Linked DNA regions of Homo sapiens: region 2 is linked to region 1. A link is a loop called in an ENCODE intact Hi-C map of the cell type or tissue named here. Cell type or tissue: HepG2. All regions are shown on one strand. Each heading gives the region's core, and the rest is flanking DNA. Links, peaks and the distances in the headings are about the cores only.

The links. Peaks named below come from ENCODE experiments on the same cell type or tissue, not always from the same donor. Only the 100,000 strongest peaks of a DNase experiment are listed, where the experiment ranks them.
Region 2: a loop joins it to region 1, with 5 times the contacts of the local background. A loop is called at or near these places in 2 of 110 quality-filtered maps.

What each region holds. Positions count from the first base shown.
Region 1 is chr6:63,453,122-63,464,173 of GRCh38, forward strand. It overlaps a transcript of LGSN not described here. Among named protein-coding and RNA genes, the nearest start is that of PTP4A1, 110 kb to the right of the region's middle. RefSeq lists enhancers at 5,401-5,900, 5,579-5,723 and a cis regulatory region at 5,644-5,657. In HepG2, for the core only: no CTCF peak of the experiment used is centred there; a DNase peak (open chromatin) is centred at 5,690; H3K4me3 peaks cover 426 bases.
Region 2 is chr6:63,384,848-63,395,899 of GRCh38, forward strand. It overlaps a transcript of LGSN not described here and the pseudogene LOC100133007. Among named protein-coding and RNA genes, the nearest start is that of LGSN, 70 kb to the left of the region's middle. RefSeq lists an enhancer at 4,717-4,806. In HepG2, for the core only: a CTCF peak has its summit at 9,509 (motif pointing left); a DNase peak (open chromatin) is centred at 6,874.

The DNA of each region.
Region 1 (11,052 bases), core at 1,574-9,573:
CTATTTCTATTTTCTTTTGGCCAGAGAACATACATTGTATTATTTTATCTCAATTCAGTTAAGTTTAATGAGATTTGTATGGCCTGGAATATGGTCTATCTTGGTGAATGTTACATTTGCACTTGAAAAGAATATGTACTCTGCTGCTGTTACATGGAGTTTTCTATAAATAAACAGATCATGTTGGTTGTCTTCTATGTCCTTTCTAATTTTCTCTCTATGTGTTCTATTAGTTACTAAAAAAAAGAGTTGATATATACAACTACAATTGTAGATTTATATATTTCTCCTTTCAGTTCTCTAAGTGTTTTACTTCAGGTATTTAGGAGCTCTGTTTTTAGTGCATATACACTTAGGATTGCCAGGTCTTCTTCAACTGATCCCTTTATTGTAATGTAATGTTCTTCATTACCCCTGGTAATATTTTTTATCATAATGTCAACTCTGATTTTAATAGAACCACCCTGCTTTTTTTTTTGTTTGCATGGTATATTGTTTTCTGTTCTTTTACTTTGAACAAACATCTGTCATTATAATTTTTTCTTTTTTTGAGACAGAGTCTCGCTCTGTTGCCCAGGCTGGAGTGCAGTGGCGGGATCTCGGCTCACTGCAAGCTCCGCCTCCCGGGTTCACACCATTCTCCTGCCTCAGCCTCCCAAGTAGCTGGAACTACAGGCGCCCGCCACCACGCCCGGCTAATTTTTTGTATTTTGTTTAGTAGAGACAGGGTTTCACTGTGTCAGCCAAGATGGTCTCGGTCTCCTGACCTCGTGATCCACCTGCCTCGGCCTCCCAAAGTGCTAGGATTACAGGCGTGAGCCACCGCGCCCGGCCGTCATTATAATTAATCCTCAAAACAATTCAATAAACTAGGTACAGTTATTATCCCCAATTTACATGTAGGAAAACTGATACAGAGCATTCAATACTGCCCCTTGCTGCCTCTCCATTCAGCCTGTTTCCAGAGCTTTTAGTGTTCTCCTGATGCTACTTCTCAAATATGTTCAGATTTTAATATTTTTAGTGTCTTTTTTATTCATTTACCATCTAATGTAAATTAAATACTCAAAATAATGTGTGTTTTTTCCTGTCACCGTTATGGGACCACAGTAAGGCTATTAGCATTTTGCATGAGGGAAGTTTAAATACAGATTGAAACACTTTTAATTTCCTTGGATAGGTACTGGAGAAAAAATAAATTCTTACCACATTTCTATGGACATCAATATTAAACCCCAGTTCTTTTTTGATTCCCAGTTGACTAATTTCAGCTTAAGTAAACTAGTAATTTAGTCGTTAACAGATAAGAGGCTTGAGGCCAGCTCTATACTAGAAGTTTTTACATTTTCTTTTTTTTTTTTTTTTTTTTGAGACAGAGTCCTGTTCTGTCACAAGGGCTGGAGTGCAGTGGCGTGATCTCAGCTCACTGCAACCTCCGCCTCCCGGGTTCAAGCAGTTCTCTGCCTCAGCTTCCCAAGTAGCTGAGATTACAGGCGCCCGCCACCATCCCCGGCTAATTTTTGTATTTTCAGTAGAGATGGGGTTTCACCATTTTGGCCAAGCTGTTCTTGAACTCTTGACCTCGTGATCCATCTGCCTCAGCCTCCCGAAGTGCTGGGATTACAGGCGTGAGCCACCGCGCCTGGCCCTACGTTTTCTTTTTTTCTTTTTCTTTTTTTTTTTTTTTTTTTGAGACGGAGTCTTTGTCTGTCACCCAGGCTGGAGTGTAATGGCAATCTCTGCTCGCTGCAACCTCCACGTCCTGAGTTCAAGTGTTTCTCCTGCCTCAGCCTCCCAAGTAGCTGGGATTACAGGCACCTGCCACCACGCCCGGCTAATTTTTGTATTTTTGGTAGAGACAGGGTTTCACCACGTTGGCCAGGCTGGTCTTGAACTTGTGACCTCAGGTGATCCAGCCACCTTGGCCTCCCAAAGTGCTGGGATTACAGGCGTGAGCCACCACGCCTGGCCAAGTTTTTACATTTTCTATAAGGAAGTTAGCCACAACATCCCACCAATAGAACCAACTGGATCTCAGTTACAAGGAAAAAACAAATAGCTCAGCGCATTCTGAGCTATGTGAGACATGCAAACTTTATCCAGTTCAGAAAGACAGGAATATGGGACTTCACTCTCCCTATCCTCCCACACCAGCACCCATGCCCAAGGGCAATTTCTGAAAGGGATTTTGTTTCTGACCAAACTGCCTCACCCATTATCTTCAGGTACCTGGCATTTGTGATACAAAGAACAATGCATAGCCAATCAATAGCTTAAGCTATTTTAATATAAATTCTCGTAAAACAACTTAGAAATCCCCTCTTCTTTTTTCATTTAAAAACTCATTTGTGAGTGGGGCGAGGTGGCTCACTCCTGTAATCCTAGCACTTTGGGAGGCCGAGGCGGATGGATCACCTGGGGTCAGGAGTTCAAGACCAGCCTGACCAACATGATGAAACCCCGTCTCTACTATAAATACAAAATTAGGTGGGCACAGTGGCATGTGCCTGTAATCCCAGCTACTTGGGAGGCTGAGTCAGGAGAATCACTAGAACCCGGGAGGCAGAGGTTGTAGTGAGCTGAGATCGCATCATTGCACTCCAGCCTGGGCAACAAGAGTGAAACTCCGTCTCAAAATAAAAATAAAAATAAATAAAAACTCATCTGTGGCCCAGAGGCACAGTGGCTCAGGATTATCATCCCAGCACTTTGGGAGGCTGAGGCAGGAGGATCACTAGAGCCCAGGAGTTCAAGACCACACTGGGCAACACAGCGAGACCCTGTCTCAAAAAGAAAAAAAATTAACTTTTGATTATTAAAAACAAGAGCCAGGTGCAGTGGCTCACGCCTGTAATCCCAGCACTTTGGGAGGCTAAGGTGGGTGGATCACAAGATCAGGAGTTCGGGACCAGCCTGGCCAACATAGTGAAACCCCGTCTCTACTAAAAATACAAAAAAATTAGCCAGGTCTGATGGTGGGCACCTGTAATCCCAGCTACCTGGGAGGCTGAGGCAGGAGAATCCCTTGAATCCGGGAGGTAAAGGTTGCAGTGAGCCAAGATCACGCCACTGTACTCCAGCCCTGGGGACAGTGGGAGACTCCATCTAAAAAAAAAAGTAAAAGTTAAAAAATTAAAACTCACTTGTAACTTCTGCTAATTGGAGCATATCTTCAGGGCACCTTGAGTCTATACTCCCAGGTTGCAGACCTCAAACTTGGCAGAAATATACATATATATATATATATATATATATATATATATATATATATACTTTTTTTTTTTTTTTGGTAGAGACGAGGGTCTGCCTATGTTGCCCAGACTGGTCTCAAACTCCTAGACTCAAGCGCCCCTCAGCCTCCCAAAGTACTGGGATTACAGCCATGAGCCACCACACAAACGATCTTCTTGTTTGCCTCAGTTTTTTTGTTCAGGTTGACAGTTATTAGTTCATGTCACAGAAGAGAGTAAACCTGTAAGTTGTGCTCCCTGGAATATACCACACTGCCCCTCATACTCAATAGAGCCTCCTCATTCTGCAGCAGCTCCTTAGAGCTTGGGCTATGGGTCTGTCACCAGACGTAGCCTCTGTTCCTAACAGACTGAAAATTCTGGCACTGGCCAAAGAACAAGAGGCTTAGGAGCCATTTTATAGCACCCCCTTCATCAAAGCAGAGAAGGGAAGAAAGCAGAGAAGGGAAGAAATTCTTTGCCACTAGATCAGGCTCCAAGCACATTGTTGCAGGCTTCTCTGAATGAGTTACTCAAGGAATTCTGTAGGCTTTACCCTGAGCAAAAGTTTCCAACAAAACAGTTCAGAGTTCCTGAACCTCTACCCATTTCATTGTACTGCTTCTCCACCTTAATATGGAGAAAACAACCTTATTCAAAAGTCAAAATGCTTGACCTCATTAAGGAATGCTGCTCACCTGGAGCATTCCCCTCATTCTCACCCTCATCATTTAGAGACCATTGATATTTTAAATGCCTAACAAGTGGTTGCTTAGTCCACACTACACCAAATATTGGTTTGACTGATTTTCTTTCATACTGTTATTTTGTCATCTTGTAGATATATTTCTACTTTCTAAAAATATAGTTTGGACCGGGCGTGGTGGCTCACACCCGTAATCCACCACTTTGGGAGTCCGAGGCGGGTGGATCACTTGAGGTCAGGAGTTCGAGACCAGCCTGGCCAACATGGTGAAACCCCATCTCTAATAAAAATACAAAATTTAGCCAGTCGTGGTGGCACATGCCTGTAGTCCCAGCTACTCGGGAGGCTGAGGCACAAGAATCACTTTAACCCAGGAGGTGGAGGCTGCAGTGAGCCAAGATTGCACCACTGCACTCCAGCCTGGGCAACAAAACCAGACCCTGTCTCAAAAAATAATAAATTAAATTAAAATATAGTCTGGCAATCCAATAATCCAGGTATTTTTCTATCTGGAATTTAGGTTTTTAAATTCAAATCAGGCCGGGCATGGTGGCTTACGCCTGTAATTCCAGAACTTTGGGAGGCCGAGGCAGGCAGATTACTTGAAGTCAGGAGTCCAAGACCAGCGTGGCCAATGTGGTGAAAGCCCGTCTCTCCTAAAAATACAAAAAATTAGCCAGACATGGTAGTGGGTGCCTGTAATCCCAGTTACTCAGGAGGCTGAGGCAGGAGAATCACTTGAAGCCAAGAGGCACAGGTTGCAGTGAGCTGAGATTGCACCACTGCACTCGAGCCTGGGCTACAAAGTGAGACTCCATTTCAAATAAATAAATTAATTAATTAATTAAAATAAATTCAAATCAGATTTAACTAATACTTTCACATATTTACCATCTACAAGGCACTAGGTTGGAAACCTTTATTTAATGTCATAGTAGCACAAGGTCAAGCTATTATTTTCACAATTCTTTCTCCAGTGATTATAATTTCATTTATTTTTATTTTTATTTATTTATTTATTTATTTTTAGACAGAGTTTCCCTCTTGTTACCCAGGCTGGAGTGCAATGGCACTATCTCAGCTCACTGCAGCCTCCACCTCTGGGGTTCAAGCGATTCTCCTGCCTCAGCCTCCCGAGTAGCTGGGATTACAGGCATGTGCCCCCACGCCCGGCTAATTTTGTATTTTTAGTATAGACGGGGTCTCTCCATGTTAGTCAGGCTGGTCTCGAATTCCCGACCTCAGGTGATCCACCCACCTCGGCCTCCCAAAGTGCTGGAATTGCAGGCATAAGCCATCGGGCCCGGCTAGCCTTTCATTTTATAAAGTGACCATATATATTAGCGTTGGAAACAAATGCTGTGCCTATAATTTTCTAGATTTTTTTCACTTCAGTTTCTACAACTATGACATTGTTACCGTGTTTATATATACCTTCCTTCAGAACAAAGGGTAAACAGTAATTCTGCACTTATGTTAAAAAAAGAACTGAGTTGAAAGCCTGAAGATCTCGGTCCTAGGACCCAGCTAAGGTTGGAGGACTGTGTGAAAGTTACCCAAACATTCTCGGTCTTGGTTTCATTGCCTATGACATTAAAAGATTAGACTGGGTTCTCGCTAGGGACCTCTCTAATTCTAGGAGTCTGAAAAGCCTTCAGAGAGAGAATGTACTTTGGAAACAACTAACCAGGTGTATGTTTTTCGAAGTGTTAATGATTGCTAGGTTGTGACACTGAAATCAGTAAAACACGAATCAAATATTTACACATACCTTCCATGCAGTGTATTTTCCATCATGGGAAGGTATTGGGCAATGGAAAATTTCTCAAATACTTTTACTGGAAGAGACAAATTAGGCTCAGTTTTTTGTTACCATTATGTAAAGTTTGTAATAATGCTATGTGAAACCCTTTGTTTATTCATAGATGAAAATACCATGTCGAGAATTATTCAGCAAGTTGCTCTCAGACTAAGATGCTTATGACTTGCTTTAGAGTGTTTTCCTTTACATAAGATTTTACCTGAAAGACCAAGTCTATTGTTGTATTATTAACAATTATAATTCAAAATGTCAACAATGTTTCCATTAATTATAGGCATTGTTCCTTAAAGCTGGCCTAAAATGGAAGTCAGAAATCAGGGTTTGAAGGTAAAATGTCAAACCATTTTGGTTCTCTCAAAAGATTTTTTTTATGCCGTTTAACTGAATACTCCAATTCTGTCTATGAACTAGGAGAGACCATATTAATGGTTTTCCATGCATTAATACAAAAAGCTTTGGAAAATACGCCACAAGCTTACATGTCTACTGAAGTATATTATAAATTAATTATTGTACTTTTTTGAATTTTAAATTTTCTGTTTAAATTTTCAATCTATTCATTATAGGATCTCACTATGTTGACTAAGTTGGTCTTGAACTCCTGCCCTCAAGCAATCCTCCAACCTCCGCCTCCCAAAATGCTAGAATTAAAGGTGTGAGCCACCATACCCACCCCCGCCGCCCCCAACAAATCTATTCATTCTTTCAGGATGAAGTCTATATGTATATTGCCCATGTTTTGAAGTAGAACTTCCTTTCACTTATTCAGTAGTAATCTTTTTTAAGCTTTACTGGAGGCCTAGGCAGGCAGATCACTGGAGGTCAGGAGTTCGAGAACAGCCTGACCAACATGATGAAACCCTGTCTCTACTAAAAATACAAAAATTAGCCAGGCGTGGTTGTGGGTTCCTGTAATTCCAGCTACTCAGGAGGCTGAGGAAGGAGAATCGCTTGAACCCAGGAGGTGCATCATGCCATTACACTCCAGCCTGGGTGACAAGAGCAAAACTCCATCTCAAAAAATAAAAATAAATTTTAAAAAGAACCTTTTCTGATCACCTAATAATGCTAAAGTTTCCTAGGAATTTGATGACCAACTTCACGTGCTCCATGTCCACACCCTTCATTGTGCAACAAACTTTGCTCATATCTCCTTCTGGGCCTTTTCCACATCAAAATCCTAGTCTTTCAAATCTGCCTTAAATGGAAGATTTCATTCCCTTTTTTTTTTTTTTTTTTTTTTTTTTTTTTTGTATTTTTAGTAGAGACGGAGTTTCAACATGCTGGCCAGCCTGGTCTCGAACTCCTGACCTCGTGATTCACCTGCCTCAGCCTCCCAAAGTCCTGGGATTACAGGCATGAGCCACCACACCCGGCCCCATTCCCTAGCTTTTATTACCCTTCTACTTCTGACCTTCATTCACTTATTTTTAGCTTTATTGTCTTCCTTGAGTGTGATGCCCAAAAACACACCACAGTTTTCTGAGTGAAAGATAACTGTGCTTTCTTTCATGAGTCTAATAACTTTCCTAACAGTAGCCAATATTTCACTTGTCTTGTACTAAATTAATACATTGAAAAACTAAAAGAAAATTTCTATCTTTGAATTTAAATTGACGTCCTTTACTCTTTTACCTTGAAATCATACTTTCTATCATTCATAACTGGATGCTGACCACTGCATTTGCCCATGCTGAATATTATTTGCCACTTCCTTGTTCATTTCTATTATTAGGAGGAATTTTCTTAGTTCCTTCCCTCCTACTATTACTTAAGTGAAAACTATGTTTCCCAGAACAAACCAGCCCAGGGGAAAAAATAATAATCACAATGACAATCAGGCTTGCGGATTTTTCCTTTTCTGTCCCAGCATGCCCGGTGGAAAACTGAACCTCCCAAAAATTAGGAGTGTGTTCTTCTGAATATACTTTTGGCTGTTCTCTTCTGTTCTAGTTCACTAAGGTGATGACTCCTGTTGCCCTTGACACCCAAAACAGTAGCCAATAGACAACATCTACTGAGGAAGTCTCCCACATATCAAAATGTGTATAGTACCACAGGCATCAAAGTCTACACTGAATGTCTGGCATGAGGGGGCCAAGCGTCCCTCAGGAGGGCTTCTATCTTCTGTAGCTACTGGGGCCACTGCCATGCCATCTTGTATCGTAAATGTCTCTGCTGCTGGGTTTTTTGGGTTTTTTCCCCCAAGACGGAGTCTTACTCTGTCGCCCGGGCTGGAGTACAGTGGTGCAATCTCAGCTCACTGCAACCTCTGCCTCCCGGGCTCAAGCCTCCCGAGTAGCTGCGATTACAAGCATGCACCACCATACTGGGCTAATTTTTGTATTACTAGTAGAGATGGGGGTTTCACCGTGTTGGCCATGCTGGTCTCAAAATCCTGATCTCAAGTGATCCACCCACCTCAGCCTTCCACGGTGCTGGGATTACAGGCATAAGCCATCATGCCCAGCCTTGTCTGTGCTCTTTTGGTTTTCTCTTGTTCTCCATTTGTACTCCCTCATCCTGAGATTTAGTCCTGAATCCAAGGAGCCTGAGCTAAAGGATAATTTCTCCCTCAAATACTGGCTGACTGTCTTCAAACCAAGCCCTTGCACATCAACATTGTGAACTTTTTCTTCCCACATGACAAGTTATTTCCTGTGAACTTTCTTGTTTCCAGAATGTGTTCTACATTTACATGATCTAGTTTAATTCTGATGACCACCTCCAGAAGAGATATGCTGCAGTTTTACAGATGGAAAAACAAAGGCATCAAGAAATTACATTAACTACTCTACATTGGACAGTTGGCAAAGGACAGATCCCAAATCAATCTGGTCTTCATACCCCACGGCCCTGAATTATAGCTTCTCTACTTTCTATTAATTTGTATTCCAAATGTGTTGCTTCCTAAACATCATATTATACTGCATCAATGTCAGGAAACCAGAAGCTTGCTCTAAAAGACATGCCCAGACCTTTTTGAATTCTAGTATAAACACAGTTCTGGCTCCAACTCTAATTCTTATCATCTAAGTATGAACATAGATTCTGCATATACTAGTATAGTCCCCTGAGCTTCATTTTTTTTCTCCTGTATGCAATTGGCTAATAATTATTTTCTAGGGTGGGAAAGAATCTGGTACTACTAGGACTTTTCCTTCGTTTCTTCTGCAAGCTTCAGAATTCTTTCTCTTCCAGGTCTTTTCCAAAAGTCATAAATAAGTGTTCTCTGATTCTCCGAGGCAAAGCCTGAACTCTCTTACTCTATAAACTTATCATCTTATAAAAACTTCTCTCAACCCACATATCACACTGCTTTAGAATATTACAGGCCTGTCTTTCCCAGTGGACTGTGAAATACTTGAGAACAAGGATTGTATCTGATTCGGGTATCTGATACCTAGTGTCAGGAAATAATAAGAACTACTAGGAAAACCCATGACTAGTACTCACTGTTTACAAACATATGGCTGGATGTGGTGGCTCACACCTGTAATCCCAGCACTTTGGGAGGCCAAGGCAGGTGGATCACCTGAAGTCAGGAGTTCGAGACCAGCCTGGGCAACATGATGAAACCCTATCTCTACTAAAAATACAAAAAAAAATCAGTTGGACATGGTGATGCATGCCTGTAGTCCCAGCTACTTGGGAGGCTGAGGCAGGAGAATCACTTGAAACTGAGACAGAGGTTGCAGTGAGCTGAGATCGCACCACTGCACAAAACAAATATATTCCTAGATTTTGGTTTTTGTTCTCTAAGCCTTATTACCTAAGAAGTTTACTTCAAACTTTTCACTCACATGCCTCTAACAACCAAGGAGTGTTTCCAGAGTGTCACAAGGCCTACCTCTACAGCGTACTTGCCATAAGTTCAAATTTGATACCTTAATTATTTATCTCAATCTTGCTTCGTCTACATAATCCAATGTGTCCAAGATCATGGTAGATAGGATAAACCGGAACAGAATGCAGATAAATACATTTCTTGTTTTAATAAATATGGATTTATGTTCAGGTGTGTCTTAGGAGAAAATATGACCAGTTGACCAAACTATTGATTTCATGGATATTTTTTCACAAATAAGAATTATAAAGGGAAAACTTGAATAGCTAGATATTTGGAAAACATTACTGTAATGATTTCTTTCTCTTCTGATAGGAGAGACAGCATGAGTGGTAGAAACACAGACTGAAGCTAGACACTTGAGTTTAAATTATGGATCCTCCACTGCTAGTTGTGTAACGTTGGCAAATATCTTAACCTCTCTGTATCTCTGTTTTCCCATCTTTCAGAGGGACATAAAAATTGTGCCTACCTCATAGAGTTGTTGTGAGGATTAAATGAGTGAATATATGTTAAGCATCTAGGATAGTACCTGACATGTATAAAGAACTATCTAAGTATATGCTGATATTATTATCTTTATTCATTATTATTATTTAAAAGAATGTTTTATATTTATGGCAGAATACAACTGAGGCTCCAGTAAGGTGTGCCACAGAAATCTTGTCACCTCATTTTGTCTCATCTGCCACTCTTGTACATTGCTACATATATCTAGGAATGCTAAAATATTCGTATTTGAGAAGCAAATTCCTATAGATTGTTATAAATACATATGATGTTCAAGTTCCTCTTTACTACAATATAAAAGTAATACTTTATTTATTTGCTTTTAATACTTTATGGTCTTGCAAGGCCTTGTACGTTATGTGTGACTGCTGATTCTCTGTAAGAACTCTGGCATATTTATGAGGCATGATATTATTTGGGAAACCATGTTGCTGGGAAAAAACAGGTCATGCTTGTAGGTACTCAACCAAACTAGGCTTTGATGTAGAGTCTTTAATTGTGTAAATAGCACAATTTAGTTAATGACATATGTGTTGAAAACCTGAAATTTAATAGTGCTTTGTAGTATAACAAAGTGTTTTGAATATATCATCTAATTTAATACTTGAACAAACCTGATGTATCAATTTTGCAGACGAGAAAACTTTGTCTCAGAACTATTAGTAAGGGACCAACAAACACTAAGCCAAAAATGGACAGTACCGAATTTCCAATAAGAGTGTGCCCTTATCTTATCTTTTACAGATAAATGGTAATTTGAATTTCCTTCAAAATAATCTAGTTAGGGAAGGGAGCATAAATGAAAAAAAATTGACAATGAACCGATCATTACTGAAGCTGGATTATGGATATTTGTGTTCCATTTTTCTATTCTTTCTACTTTAGTCCATTTTTGAAACTTTCCCTAATTAAAAAAAAAAATAAGTTTAAAGAAAAA
Region 2 (11,052 bases), core at 1,946-9,945, 68 kb before region 1:
TTAAATGAGGTTTTATGGGAAGTCCCTAATCCAATCTGACTGATGTCATTTTGAGAGGAACTATGGACACTTGAAAAGACACCAGGGATAAGCAAACAGAGGAAAGACTATGTGGGGACACAGAGAATGTGGCCAGCTGTAAGCCAAGGAGGATGACCTCAGAAAAAACAAACCTGTGAATCTTGGTGTTGAACTTCGAGCCTGCAGACTATGAGAAAATAAATTTCTGTTCTTTAGGAAGCTCAGCCTGTGGTATTTGGTTATGGCAGCCCTAGAAATCTAATATAGTCATTTAAAAATGACATGTAAATGAATTTTAAAATAATGACACAAGGAAGGAAGCACCCTTTCTGTTACTGGACATTTTGATATCTGATTATGAAGATGGGAATTGCTTTAGCCATCTTACACCTGTACAGAGAATCCATCTGAGAACTGGTTTCCATGTTGAGTATGGCAGATCTACCAAAATATACATAAAACAAAAACTTATTTCTTAATGATGCTGCTGAGCCACTGAATTAACTAAACTTAGATCACTCTGTCTTCAAATGTCCTCTTATATGAAAATAAGTTTCCCTGATTTCTTTAAGCTGTGGTTTTCTATAAATTATAGCCAAAATCATCCTATTGATACAATCAATTGGATAAAGTTTAGCTATTGACAAGCTAAGGCTGTTTCAGCAGTTGCTCTAGACTTTACTCCTTTATTACTCATCAGTTCTTAGTCTTCTTCCATTTCCAACTCTATACTCTTGGCTCTTAAGTTTTGCCTCCAACCCGTCACAGAGTTTTTAACTTATGTCTAACTTATCCATAGTTTTCTAAGCATTAGACTCTCAATTGTCCCCTATAAACTTGCTTAGTTTCTCTTAGGTGGGAATTACAATCTTGGATCTATCCACTTAAATGAAGTCCAAAGTCAGTTCCAAAATGTAGGCAAATTCAGAAAGATAAGCTAATAACCTATCTTTTAGTTGACATGGTCAACCCAATACATATATCTGTGTTATGCTCTGTTTATAAGTAATGGCAAATTCCTGAAGGACCGATACCCAATATCACATAGGCAAAAAGTCTGAGACCTCAGACCCAATTTCCTGACACCAACTACTTTACTAATTCCATTATTCATTATTCTACCCAATTAATAAATTTGATGTTAATATATTGGGACCAGATAGTATTCACTTAACAGTTTTAAAAAATTATAAGGTGAAAATGTAGAAATACATACAATTTCTCATTAACTTTATAAATTGCCAGAGATTTAAGGATTTATAAAATATTAAAAGGATTTTGTAATTGTAGAGTCTTACCTCCCTACTTGGAAGTTTGATAGAGACTTTATAAGCAAGAGAGGGACCCCTTTGTGAATATAGATAGGATGAATACATAGAGCTTAATCTATAATCCAAAATTCAGTGGGATAAGACATGCCACCAGGTAAACATTTTACTTTCTGTAGCTCAGCTACAAATACATTGACCTTGATCCAGCCATTGAGAATATCATTGACTTTCAGAGTTTTGGGGCTTTTTAATTTTTATTTTACTATTATTATTATTATTATTGCTTACTTGTTTGTTTGTTTCTGGCTAATTCTCCTTATCTGATTCTCTGATCCTATTTTGGTAACCTGTCTTTCATATTTCCAATCTCATTTCCTGATTTTTGCATCACTTTTCGTCAGGTATTGATTTCTGTATTCCTAGTCATAACCAGTTAACCTAAATGTCATTCTTGAAAATGCTTTGTATCTAATAATTCATTTTAATGGTCTTGGAACTATACAATACCTTGACTATACACTCAACATTGAAGTTCAACAAAAGAACCCATGTTCCTTTCCCTGACTCAATAAATATTTAGAGAGGGTAATCTACTGGGAAAAGAGTAATATGGTTTCTGTAAGGGGATATTATAGTCGTCTAGTAGCATTCTTTGAAGAGGTAAATTAATAAATAAGGGGCGGGCATGGTGACTCATGCCTGTAATCTCAATACTTTGGGAGGCCAAGGCTGGTATGGATCACCTGAGGACAGGAGCTCAAGACCAGCCTGACCAATATGGTGAAACCTCGTCTCTATTAAAAATACAAAAATCAGCCAGACATGGTGGCGTGCACCTGTAATCCCAGCAACTCAGGAGGCTGAGGCAGGAGAATTGCTTGAGCCCAGGAGGTGGAGGTTGCAGTGAGCTGAGATCACACCACCGTGCTCCAGCCTGGGCAACAGAGCAAGACTCCGTCTCAAAAAAAAATAAAAGAAAAATAGATAAATAAGGAAAACGAGCAAAGGTAAAGTGCAAAGACTTTAAATTCAGACCTTCGAACCAAAGATTATCTTAAAGGTGAATCACTCACTATTGGATTATACAATTAGCAGCCCTCTGTATCCATGTGTTCCTCTTCCATGAATTCAACCAACCATAGATCAAAAATATTCAGGAAAAGAAAAATGCATCGGTACTGAATACATAACGATGCATTTTTTCTTGTAATATTCCTAAAACGACAGAGTATAACAACTATTTACATAATTTACATATTATATATCTTTGTTGTATTAGGTATTATAATGATTTAAGAGATTATATAAAGTATATAGAAGCATATGCATAGGTTACATGCAAATACTTTATCAGATACTTGAGCCACTGCAGATTTTGATGTGCTCCAGAGGTCCTGGAACTAACCCCCCACAGATACTGAGGGACAACTGTATTCACAGAAAATATTTTATCATGGATTAAAAATATATATTAGTACAAAAAGTTAGAGCCTGAATTTTAGAGGAATCCATGCAATGGGAGAGATGTCACAGAGATCAGTACTGAGATTAACTTTGATCAATAATTTTTTTTTTTTTGAGCCAGGGTCCCACTGCAGTGGCATGATCATAGCTCATGATCATTGCAGCCTCAGTCTCCCAGGCTCAAGCCATCCTCCGACCTCAGCGTCCTGAGTAGCTAGATCTACAGGCATACCACCACATCTCGCCTGGCTATTTATTTATTGATTGATTTATTGATTTTGAGTCAGAGTCTTGCTCTGTCACCCAGGCTGGAGTGCAGTGGCACAATCTTGGCTCACTGCAACCTCCGCCTCCCAGGCTCAAGTGATTCTCCTTCCTCAGCCTCCCGAATAGCTGGGATAACAGGTGCCCACCATCATGCCCAGCTAATTTTTTTGTTTTTTTTTTTTTTTAGTAGAGATGCGGTTTCACCATGTTAGGCAGGCTGGTCTCGAACTCCTGACCTCAGGTGACCTACCTGCTTTGGCCTCCCAATGTGCTAGGATTCATGCCTGTAGCCACCATGCCCAGCAATAATTTTTGAAACAGAAGATGACTATGGAGTATCATTTCGTAATTTAAAAATGACTTACCAGTGGTGAATTATGAAGATAAGGAAAAAGTTTAGGAAATTTCACAAGGTAGGCAGTTGGACAGAAATTTAAGATACCAGCTTCTTGATGAGAAAAGTGAGGTCCTATTATGGGCTAAATTGTGTTTCCTGAAGATTCACATGCTGAAGTTCTAATCCTCAGTACTTCAGAGTGTGACCATATTTAGAGATAGCATCTTTAAGGAGGTAACTAAGTTAAAATGAGGCCAGTTAGGGTGAGCCCTAATCTGATATGACTGATGTCCCTGTAAGAAGAGGAAATCTGAACACAGGTGCACAGAGGGAAAATGATGTGAAGCCAGGGAGAAGACGGCCATTGACAAGCCAAGGAGAGAGGCCTCAGAAGAAACCAACCCTGCCAACACCTTCATCTTGGACTTCTAGGCTCCAGAACTGTGAAGAAATAAATTTCTATTGTTTGAGCCACCCAGTCTGTGGTATTTTGTTACAGCAGCCCTGGAAAAATAATAGAGGTCCTAAAGCTAGAAATAACGTAAATAATGGCCAAGGGATAACTGGCTTCGAGGGCCATTTGGAAAAACAAGACAGAGAACTTGTTGTCAGTCTAATGTGGTTCTAATAGACAAAAAGGCCATCAGAGTATTGATAAGCAGGCAGTGAGTTGAAAGCAGAATAGAAGACATTCTTATACTTGGCACAAACCATGTACAGTCACTCAAAAATCATCTTAGGATGCATATATTTAAGCAGAATGCACAGAAAGTAGTAACTCCTAGTCTACAAGGATGAAATACAAATAGGATGAGGAAGACAAAAAGGGAAGGGAAAAGAAGAAAAGAGCTAACCCTTATAAGTATTCATTCATTTAATCCTTATGGCCACCCCTACGTGTAAGTAAACTGAACATTATTGTCTCCACTTTGGAAAGGAGGAAACTGAATCACAGAAAGAGTAAGTAAATTGCTCAGAGTCACACAGAAAGTGAAAAAGCTATGATAAATAATAGATCTATTAATATAAGAACAAATCAAAAAATGTGAAACCTATTTTCTACTCTCATATTTTCTTACTAACAATAGAAAAGAAGCTTACCTTACATTTTCAGATAGAGAGGAAAGGATATTGAGCCTGATTCATTTTGTATCTTCTTGTGTTTCTATGTGTTCATTCTTAAACAAGTAATAGAAACTACACTCAGTCTAGAACATGTCAGTCTTATTTTGGCAAAACAATCCCACCGTCTTCTTCTGCATCTACCCTTGACCCCATTGCAAAATCTAGCACAATCTGATAACAGAAGAAGAGAACAAAAGAGAAAAATTTGAAGGAACTGTGTTTAACCTTAAGGAAAGCATGGCTTCTGTTTTGAACAATGGTCCTGTGTAGTTTCACTTAAATCTTATCTGTATACAAAACTCTTGGTTGCCACTCTGTGCTGTGAAACTGCTACATGGTTGCATTTCAATATTAAGTATGTAAGCCAGTGAGTAAACCAAACCATGATAGTTCATGAATCTACTAATGGAGACGATCATATCAGTACTATTATTCCAATACAGAAATTCAAAGGTAGTGCATACAGAAATAGAGATCATAAAATGCAGTCATTTTAAATTATTTTTTACACTAAAAATAATTTAGTCATTGTGCTCCAGACATTAAGTGCATTAATGTACATGCTTCAAAGTTTATCTCCTTTTTCTCTTCCTCCCCCATCCCCCACAAAAAAAAATGGTGAGAGAAAATTTTCTAGGTCTAATCTAAGCCTAAAGAAAACACACCTTTTGTGAATGCTAAGTAGGGAGATGTAGAAAATGAAGAGAAAAGACTCTAATGGTCTCAGAAACTGTATAAAGAATAATTCTACAGCTGAAGTATTTGGACACTTTCTTTCTTTCTTTCTTTTTTTTTTTTTTTTTTTTTTTTTTTTTGAGGCAGAGTCTCGCTCTGTCACCCAGGCTGGAGTGCAGTGGCGCAATCTTGTCTCACTGCAACCTCCTTCTTCCAGGGTCAAGCGATTCTTGTGCCTCAGCCTCCCAAGTAGCTGGGATTAAAGACATGCACCACCACTACTGGCTAATTTTTGTATCGTTAGTAGAGATGGGTTTTCACCATGTTGGCCAGGCTGGTCTCAAACTCCTAACCTCAGGTGATCCACCTGCCTTGGCCTCCCAAAGTGCTGGGATTACAGGTTTGAGCCATTGTGCCAGCCGGATTCCACAAATTTTGATCAACTATTATTTTCTTAGAATGCATGACCTATTGCCAAATTCACCACTTCATTGTCAGATTTTTTTTTATCAACAGGGAGGAGATTGTTACACAGGAATTGAATTTGTTTTATTGAAAATTGGAATCGGCCAGGCGCGGTGGCTCACGCCTGTAATCCCAGCACTTTGGGAGGCCGAGGCGGGCGGATCACGAGGTCAGGAGATCGAGACCATCCTGGCTAACACGGTGAAACCCCGTCTCTACTAAAAATACAAAAAAAAAGTAGCCGGGCGAGGTGGCGGGTGCCTGTAGTCCCAGCTACTCGGGAGGCTGAGGCAGGAGAATGGCGTGAACCCCGGGGGACGGAGCCTGCAGTGAGCCGAGATCACGCCACTGCACTCCAGCCTGGGCGACAGAGCAAGACTCCATCTCAAAAAAAAAAAAAAAAAAGAAAAGAAAATTGGAATTGAATTAGTTCAGATAATATCCTTAACTTTCTTATCTCTCTCCATTCACTTTCAATTATTTGAATTATAACAAGTTCCATTGGAAAGGATGCATACTTTTACCTTCTCTTTGGATAAAAGGTAATCTGAAATAAATTGATTGCTTCTGTTAAATAGACAAATAGAATTACTAAGTATTATCAGATCTCAAATAGCTCTAATAGAATATGTACACAGGTAAGACTCATTTAGCATTATTTAAAATCTCGTTTTTAAAAAATATGATAATGGAGACAAATTTGCTATTAAATAATTTATTTGCAATGTATAAATGTCCTTAGCAGTCAATCCTATTTGGGTTTGAGAAAAACATGACATTTTCAAGTTATCTTAGTTGGTGTAGGTCTAAAGATATGGAAGGGAAGTAAGAACCAAGAGGTTGTGTCTTAGCAACTACTCAGCCAGCAGCTGGAACTGTAGCTCATTCAGAATACACAATGTAGAGGACTGATAGCAGCTCTTACACTCAACAGCAACATCTGCAAAGATCCATGCATCTGTAAACTTCTGTTGCTTTTTCTGACAAGGATTCCCAACTTGTAAGTGGGTTGATTTCAGTCTCTGCTTGTACCTCTGTATCCTCCAACACTGTTCTCTCCACTTGCCTTCTCTCCACCTCAAGGTCTGTGTTAGCTTTTACTGTCTTGTGATTTCTGAAGCCTCAATGTGTCTCTAGTTCCTGCTCACTTAAGTTTCCCTCCAAATTCCCAAGGGAGATCTGCTTTACGGTTAGTCAACATCCAATATTGACCATTCTTGCTGGGCAGAGTTCAGTTACACTTCATGGGCTGATAGCGAGGCTTTTAGCTATCTCTGTCTCAAAGGTTAATCCTTGAACTAAGTCATTGCTGGTCCAGAAAAGCAGAAGTCACATGATGTAAAGCATAAGGGCCCTAGGAGCAGAGAAACACTCAGCTGTCTTTCATAGAAGAGGTCTTTGGACATGGAAGGACAATGAGCATGGGTTGACGCACAGAGCAACTTGGTCTCCTCTCCAGTATAAGTCTTCTTTTAAGGAATCAATGATATGAAAGTTTATTTTTAAAAATTACAAAACAACAACACTGGTTTCATCCTCCACCCCAAAATTCCAAGTAATTATAGTCATGTACTGTATAAAAACATTCTGGTCAACAATGGACCACATATAAAACAGTGGTCCCATAAGATTATAAAAGAGGAGGGGCATGGACCAGAAATCTGAGAGAGGTCAAAGACGCCCAGGCCAGGTGCCTCTCAGGTACTCATGTACTGATATGAAGTAGGAGGGGCGCAGTGCTAGAAGCCCCTTCCTCAGTGCTGCCAACCAGACACCCAGCCCATGGCAAACCCTGGCCTAGGGCTGCTCCTGGCCCTGGGCCTGCCTCTGCTGCAGGCCTGCTTAGGCCCAGCCTTGAGACAAACCTCCACAGCAGGGGCCCCTTCTGTAAATGAGAGCAGCACTATCATGCCCACCAGCTCCAGCTCCAAAGGGACCCTGTCTCAGGGGGCATCACTGCTATCATGTGGACTAATCCATCCTGGCCACCCTACTCCTGGCTGTGGGACTGGAACTACTGGTGCAGAAGCTTCAGGAGAAGCATAGATGGAGGCGGAAACCTACCTACCCAGCAGCCAGGAACAGGTGGGTGCCCATGCGCCACAGACCCTCAACTTCAAATTGCCTCCGGAGGAGTAGCAGCTCATCTGAACGCTGGTGTTAGAGGCCTTTGAACCAGAGTGACTCCATCTTGAATAGGGGCTGGGTAAAATTGATAAAGGAATTAAGAAGAAATTACTTAGGCAGATAATGAGGATATGGAAGTCCTCGGTAAGGTTTTCCTTTTAATGAAAAGCAACCCCAAATTATTTTTCTTTCTAATGAAGAGCAGTCTGTAAAACCGAGCTGCAGACATTGATTGGCAGTTGTGCCAATCATGTTCAAGATGGTGGCTCCATCTTCTTCTTCTTTTTTTTTTTTTTTTTTTTTTTGATATGGAGTCTTGCTCTGTCGCCCAGGCTGGAGTGCAGTGGCGCAATCTCTGCTCACTGCAAGCTCCGCCTCCCGGGTTCACGCCATTCTCCTACCTCAGCCTCCCGAGTAGCTGGGACTACAGGCGCCCACCACCACGCCCGGCTAATTTTTTTGTATTTTTAGTAGAGACGGGGTTTCACCGCATTAGCCAGGATGGTCTCGATCTCCTGACCTCGTGATACACCCACCTCGGCCTCCCAAAGTGCTAGGATTACAGGCTGAGCCACCGCGCCCAGCCAAGATGGAGTCTCACTCTGTCGCCCAGGCTGGAGTGCAATAGCTGGATCTTGGCACACTGCAACCTCTATCTCCTGGGTTCAAGCTATTCTCCTGCCTCAGCCTCTCCTCCCCAACCTGTAGGTGAGATTACAGGTGTGTGCCACAAAGCCCGGCTAATTTTTTTGTATTTTTAGTAGAGACAGGGTTTCACCATGTTGGTCAGGCTGGTCTCGAACTCCTGACCTCAAGTGATCTACCCACCTCAGCCTCCCAAAGTGCTAGGATTACAGGCGTGAGCCACCGCGCCTGGCCCATCTTCCCTTCTTCTGTACAGTAAGGAGCAGACAAGATGGCGCTGGTTAACTGGAAAGCCCATTTGCACAATAAGATTAGGGTGGGGCAACCAGTCTTACCACAAGCACTATGAAAACATCATACCTGATCGAACCAATTTGTGAGCCCTATGTAAATCAAACACTGCCTCCTCAAACCTGACTATAAAATCTGGCCCATCCACTGCTGGCAGGTCTTTCTTCTCAGAAGTCCCCTCTCTCTCAAGAGGCAGAGCTGTTTTACTTTCTTTTCTTCTGCCTATTAAACCTTCGCTCTTAAACTCCTCATGTGTGTCTGTGTCCTAAATTTTCCTGGCGCCAGACAACAAATCCCAGGTATATACCCCAGACAATGTAGCCACTTCAAAATGAAGCTGAGATCTACTGGGCTGCATTCCCACGAGGTTAGGTATTCTAAGTGACAGGATGAGATAGGAGGTCTGCAAAAGATACAGGTCACAAAGGCTTTGCTAATAAAACAGGTTGCAACTGGGCGCGGTGGCTCACACCTGTAATCCCAGCACTTTGGGAGGCCGAGGTGGGCGGATCACCTGAGGTCAGGAGTTTGAGACCAGCCTGGCCAACATGGCGAAACCTGTCTCCACTAAAAATACAAAAATTAGCTGGGCGTGGTGGGCGACTGTAATCCCAGCTACTCAGGAGGCTGAGGCAAGAGAATCACTTGAAACCAGGAGGCAGAGGTTGCAGTGAGCCGAGATCACGCCACTGCACTCCAGCCTGGGCAACAGAGCGAGACTCTGTCTCAATAATAACAATAATAATTAATAAGAAAACAGGTTGCAGTAAAGAAGCTGGTCAAAACCCACTAAACCAAGATGGAGATGAAAGTGACCTCTGGAGGTCCTCACTGCTCATGATATGCTAGTTATGATGCAATTATAATGCATTGGCATGCTAAAAGACACTCCCACTAGCATCATGATGGTTTACAAATGTCAGGAAGTTACTCTGTATGGTTTAAAAGGGGGAGGAACCCTCAGTTCCAGGGGTATTGCCCATCCCTTTCCTGGAAAACTCATGAATAATCCACCCCTTGTTTAGCAAATAATCAAGAAATAACCGTAAAAATAACCACCAGCCCTAGGGGCTGCTCTGCCTTTGGCGTAACCATTCTTTATTCCTTTACTTTCTTAATAAACTCGCTTTCACTTTACTCAATGGATTTACCTCGAATTCTTTTTTGCACGAGATCCAAGAACCCTCTCTTGGGGTCTGGATCAGGACCCCTTTCCGGTAACACTGGGGCCCAATGCAGCCACTGCCCCTGCCCAGGACTGCCGGGTGCTGGCTTGCTGTATACAGCAGCTGCCACGGCCTCTGACAGCTCAGGAAGACTTGCAGGAGGGCCTGGGGGGCGTCCGCCTGTCAGGCGGTCGTCTGTGCCTACAGCTGAGGGTTTCAGGGCTGGGGATCCACCTCCTCGCTTGTGGAACCTTCTTCCCTCTGTGTGCACTGCAGGCCTGACAACTCCCTCTCCTTTCTTTCAGTTCTCCATGCACTTGAGGCCTGGGTCCCTCAGGACTCCAAGAAGAAAGTGTGGGGCTGCCTGCCCATCTAGTTCCCCTCTCCTCAATTTGTCCCACTTCATGGCTGTGTGACCTTGGGGAAAGGTAGAGCCCTCTCTGGGCAGTCAGATCCACCCAGTTCTTAAGAATAGCATGGAAGAAGCTGTTTCAAAGACTGCTCCTGAGGACAAGGGAGGGCAGGGCTGTTAACTTTTTATATACTTATATAAAATTAATAGTGAAGTATAATAAAGTTTGCTTGTTTTGAGCTGTTGGAGGCATTAGCCAAGACGGAAGACACAAATGCAGAGGAACTGCAAGGTTGTAAGGATCCTAGGGTATTGGGGGGCTTCCTGGAACTCCCTTCTAGAATCCAGTTAAAGAGGCTGCCCTTGGAGGGTGAGAGGTGGGTAGGTTGTGTTCCCCTCCAGAGAGAGGGCCTTAGAGAAATTCACCAGGAAAAACCAGCTTCTGGCTCTTGTGGCTTTATTGAAGGACAGGAGTCTCCTCCCGACCCTTGATCCTTAACCGTCAAAGCACTTAAGATCAGCCACTCTGGGCTGGCTCCTGGCCTGGGGCTCCTGCTGGTTGCTGGTGGGTGATGGAATTCAGGCCTCCCAATTCTTCCAGTGACTGGAGGTGAGTGTGCTCTGCTAGCAGGACTTTGCGAGGCTGGGCTCTGGGATTCTCTGGAGAACTAGGGTCTGGGGAAGGATCAAGAGGCTGGACTATCTGGACAATATCAAAGTTGGACTTTGTGGGGGCTGGAATTTGGGGGCTTTCTGGAGGGCTGGGCTGGGTGGGCACTGTGGAGAGCCTGGAACTGGGGCTTTCCTGGGCTCTAGAATGTTTGGCTGCCTTGTAGGGAGGGGAAA